Linked DNA regions of Homo sapiens: region 2 is linked to region 1. The links are chromatin loops, found by intact Hi-C in ENCODE. Cell type or tissue: Calu3. All regions are shown on one strand. Region 1 has its middle 38 kb from the start of PPP1R17. Region 2 has its middle 14 kb from the start of PPP1R17.

Region 1 (2,500 bases):
CACCTGCAGTCCTAACTTCTTGGGAGATTAAAGCGGGAGAAATGCTTGGGTCCAAGAGTTTGAGGCTACAGTCAGCTATGATCATTCCAGTGGACGCCAGCCAAGGCAATGGAGTGAGACCCTATTTCTATAAAAGACAAACAAAAAGAGTATTATTTTTAACTCTGTAAAAGTCACGTGAAAACAAATACACCAAAATGTATACCATCATCAAATTCATGAAGTAGAAGTAAGCATAATTTGTTCTACTTTTGTTTTTCTTCCTATTTTTTGGGATTTTTCTCTCTCTCTTTTTTAAAACAGACTTTGCTTCTGTAAGAAAAAGTAACCTGTAAAGGGTAGTTAGATATAACTCTAAATCTAGTAAGAACAAACAAACCAAAAAATAGAAGGCATTAAACTTGATTATCTCCCATCCTTTTTAAAAAACTTTAATTTTGAGATAATTGTGGATACATAAGCAGCTGTAAGAAGTAATATGAGAAAATCCCATATACCCTTCACCCAGTTTCCCCCAGTGGTAACATCTTGCATAGCTATAGTACCTTATCACACTAGGAACCTGGCACTGATAACAATCCAATCCCTTTTTACTTCAACATTCAAAGATTGTTGATGAGTGTTCCCTCACTCCTGATGGACAGTCCTTAGAACCAAATGGACAAAGTGATCTGCTAGCATTTCATAATTTGGTAGACAAACATCACCATCCCAGGGTCTATGTTTGGGGTGAGCTCAGGAAGTTCTCAGTTGTAGCTCTCCTTTTGGTAAGAAATGCCCCATTTAGCTGCCACAAGTTTTTCATGCCAAAAAAGTTGGTTGGGTCTCATCCTTTTGATGGTCTTTTACCAGAAATTGCAATAAATCATGTTGTGAGGACTCATTTTTAGGGCCAAGGCCACTGTTGTTTGCCTGTATTGTGGCTGACGAAAGCAGCAATGTAGAGAGAGCTCCCTTCATACCTACCAGTACCTCCCGATGGCCATCAGGATCATCTTTGTGCAGGCCACAGAGACCCCTGTGGTCCTGGAGAGATGGATGCTGTGCAACACAAGTGGGAGATGCGGGTGGCAAGGTGGCGGGTGTTGCTGTGCAACACAAGTGGGAGATGAGGGTGGCAAGGCTTACACTTTTCCCAGACAAGTCTGTGCTAGGTCCAAAGGAATGAAGGGAACCCTTAAATGCTTACCATATGCCCTGTGTTTTATATATAGTAGCCCATGGCATAGGATTTTTAAATGGTATTTTCCTGTCTCTGTATGGGCTGAGGCTCCACAAAGAAAGCAAAAACAATACTTGGCACATACCCCTGCATTCCAGAGTGCTAATTCACCGATATAAGACTTTCAGAAAGGGCGGTCCCAAAACAGTTTTGCAACCCTTAGCGCACAGCCCACCTTATATGTCTATCAAAGAGTAAAGTCCAGAGGCCAAGAGGAAAGGTATTTTGGAGAAAGCTGTTGGGAAAAGAAAAAAGTTTTGAAGAGGATATTGTGCTCTCTGGATGGGGCAGATATTTAGAGCTGCTATTTCCTGTCATAAGACACTTTAGCAGGTTTCTCAGTCTTTCCTACTAGAAACTTCTAGTTATAATTTCTATGAAGAATCAGAGCCTGGGCTGTGGGGCACTGGGCTAAGGAAAGAATGAGCAAGAATCGGGAAAGAACGATCAATGCCCTTCCCCCATAAGGTTGACAGCAGGTGGGAGATGCTTTGGATTGGCTGTCAGATCAGAATTTCGGATGATATTGGATAAATATTTTAATGCCTGAAAGTCAGTCTTAATGACCACATTGAGACTTTTCTTGTAAGTAGAAGTGCTTGGAGAGCCATAGCATCTTTCCAAGTTGTCATCAAGAGGTGAGGGGACATAGATAGGGCAAAAGGTTGTGCAAGGTGATGGGTAGGAAGACACTAAAATTTCAGGAGAGCAGAAAATGGCAGTCAGACAAGGCTGGCACTTCCATGCCCCTAAGCATGGGCACCTCCTTCCATTTTGCACCATAGACACCTCACTTGCCTTACCTTAATCAGCCCTGCATTCAGCCACAAAGACACCAAAGAACAAAGGATGGTTGCCAGGATAACAGCACTGAGGCAGAATATATTTGACAGCAGAGGTAGGGCAGATATAAAGTTGTTTCTATCTGTACCATTGAGTTCAGACATAAAAAATAAATAGATCGCAAGCTAGCGTGGGGTTTTAGCTTCTTTTCCTGACCCTGACCCTGAGATGATATAGAAGTAAGAAGGAGTGGAAGAATCTAATAAAATGATGCAAAGGCAGTAAGAAATGCTCAGAGAGACTGAGGGTGGTAGGAGCTTGCTTCATATGTGGATTTGCGTGTATGTATTTGGGGGTCAGGAGCGGAGAGACACAGCCAGAGAGGCCAGGATGCTGTAGACGAGAATTAACTAAAGAAAAGTGTCTTAATTTTTGTGTTCCTTTTTCTCCCAGCCCTATTATCCGATATGAATAATTTCTTACTTTATAACCATT
Region 2 (2,500 bases), 52 kb after region 1:
CATTTAAGACAAAAAAATACACACATAGTAAGCTTTTGTGAATGAAATGCATGCCCCAGCAAGTTTTTCTGAATTTTCTTTTCGCTACCCATGATGATGTTTACTACCTGCCCTTCCCCAGTTGGACTCCGATCATTTAAGGATCTGAAAGGCATTTTATCAGTTTAGAGTTTAATTAAAATTCACGCTCTGATATTATAATTTCATCAAAATCAAAACTCTTACTGGAAAATCCCTTGCTAGGGAATGAATATGTTTACCAATCAGTGATGTTGAGACAACTGAATATCAATTTGGATTAAAAAAAAAAAAACTAGTTTCTACCTTATACCAGCATAAATTCCAGATAGGTTAAAATAGGCAATGTAAAGAAAAAAGTAGCACCATAAAATTACCACAAGAAAATATAGGTGAATATTTTAAATCTTTGAATGTAAAAAAGAAATAGAGGTCATAAAAATGATAGTTTCTATAAAATTTTAAAACACATGAGAAAAATTTAAAACTTAGGATCAGTTTGCAATGTACATAACAAATATAGAATCCCCTTAATCTATACTTAATATCTTAAATATTAAAGAGAGAGAGACACACACATCTTTCCCCTTCTAAGAGACTGAAAATAGAAACAGACAATGGCCAGACCACATATAAAAAGAATTCTGACCCTCAACTTCTGCAACAATTGAACTTGGCCCAAATGGTAAGGACTTGGTCCTGTCAGCTTCTCTAATTACACTTTCAACTTCATAAATCAAACAGAATCTTCATCTATAAATCATATAAAATCCCCTCCTTGTAGTTAGTCAGCCTCCAGCTTCCCTATGCCAACAGTTTCCAATTAGGGCATACCTGAAAGCTTCTTTTTTTCCCCACTGTATTAGTCCATTTTCACACTGCTATAAAGAAATACCTGAGACTGGATAATTTAGGAAGGAAAGAGGTTTAGTTGACTCACAGTTCCATGTGGCAGAGGAGGCCTCAGGAAACTTACATTCATGGTGCAAGGCAAAGGGAAAGCAGGCACTTTGTTCACAGGGAAGCAGGAGAAAGGAAGAAGGGGGAGGCACAAGACACTTATCAAACAACCAGATATCATAAAAACTCACTCAGTATCACAAGAACAGCAAGGGGAAAATGCTCCCCTATGATCCAGTTGCTTCCCACCAGGTCTCTCCATCGACACATGGGAATTATAATTTGAGATGAGATTTGGGTGGGGACACAGAGCCAAACCATATCACCCTCACTATAAAGCTTTCCCATTCCGTTTACTGCCCTTGAGTCTCTGACAAAGAGGAGTGATGATGGCTGATGGACTTGCTATGGCAAGCTCTGAATGGATGGTCTCAGCTTCTTTTCATTTGAATGGTCTTTATTTATTTCTACACTCCCCAAAATGTACTTAATAGAAAAATAGGCAAATAATTTGAATATACAATTAAAAAATAAAAAAGGAAAAAGAAAAAAAAGAAATCAGAGAAGGTCAAAAATGTATAACCTCATTACCATTCAGATAAATGCAAAACAAATTGATCAGATTAGCAAAGATTTAAATAAATGATAATGACTTACTATGGAGAGGGTATGGAGTAAGGTTGTTGTTGGTGAAGTTTTCTTTTATGTGTATATTGAGAGGTGATATTTTAGTAACAGGAGAAGTTATCTATATATCAATATGGGGAATTAGCAGGATAGGAACACAATTTATAAGAATATAATACAGCCATGAAACAACATCCATAATAACGTTTTGAAAAATCATATGATGTATTTTCTCTTTTTGGTGAAGTGTACTTCCATCCGTCTTGCCAAGCAGTTTTTCTGACATTCAGACTTGGCCGAGAGTCTGAGACTTTTTGCTCCAGGAAAGGGGAAGATGGACAGTGCTGAGAACAAAAAAGTCACAGTTCAGCTTTGAGCATTTTAAAGTCCCTATCAAGACAAAAATCATAAAAACAGGGCTTTAGGAAAGAAAAATAATACTTTTCTAGAAAATTCCCAAATGGGGTTTTCACAAATCAGGAATCAATCATCGAAGCCTGAAAGAATAGAAGTTATGCCAGAAGGGACATTTCCATCACACAAGTACAAAAGACCTTGTGGGGCTATGGGCAGGAAAAGCTAGGTGAGAGAGGAGGAAAAATTAATCTCATTTTATTGTGGGCTTTGTGCCCTGGTTCCGGTGTTCTATTAGATCTCTGGGATTTCCCTGAGAGATTTGACAATCCCAGAGCTCAGGGAATTTATAGGTTGCTTTCCATATGAGATACTGGTTGACCATCTAGCAAAGTGTCTTGTGGCTATGTGGAGTGGGCACAGCAGGAATGCCAGCATGGTGGACTTAGGTGGAGAGGGCCTGAGACAGGGTCCCATGACTCCCCCTAGCCTGAGCATAGTGTAGAAGATAGCCAGACATTCCAGTGTACCCAGTTTGGAGGGGTGTGGTGGGGTGGGTCGTGCATAGCAGGTGACTGACAGCTGAGAGCTAGTGGACCTA

The links. Peaks named below come from ENCODE experiments on the same cell type or tissue, not always from the same donor. Only the 100,000 strongest peaks of a DNase experiment are listed, where the experiment ranks them.
Region 2: it touches region 1 in a loop (2.5-fold over the local background); 1 of 110 quality-filtered maps calls a loop at or near these places.

What each region holds. Positions count from the first base shown.
Region 1 is chr7:31,723,715-31,726,214 of GRCh38, reverse strand. It overlaps a transcript of PDE1C not described here. Among named protein-coding and RNA genes, the nearest start is that of PPP1R17, 38 kb to the right of the region's middle. In Calu3, no CTCF peak of the experiment used is centred here; a DNase peak (open chromatin) is centred at 1,334.
Region 2 is chr7:31,671,526-31,674,025 of GRCh38, reverse strand. It overlaps a transcript of PDE1C not described here. Among named protein-coding and RNA genes, the nearest start is that of PPP1R17, 14 kb to the left of the region's middle. In Calu3, no CTCF peak of the experiment used is centred here; no DNase peak of the experiment used is centred here.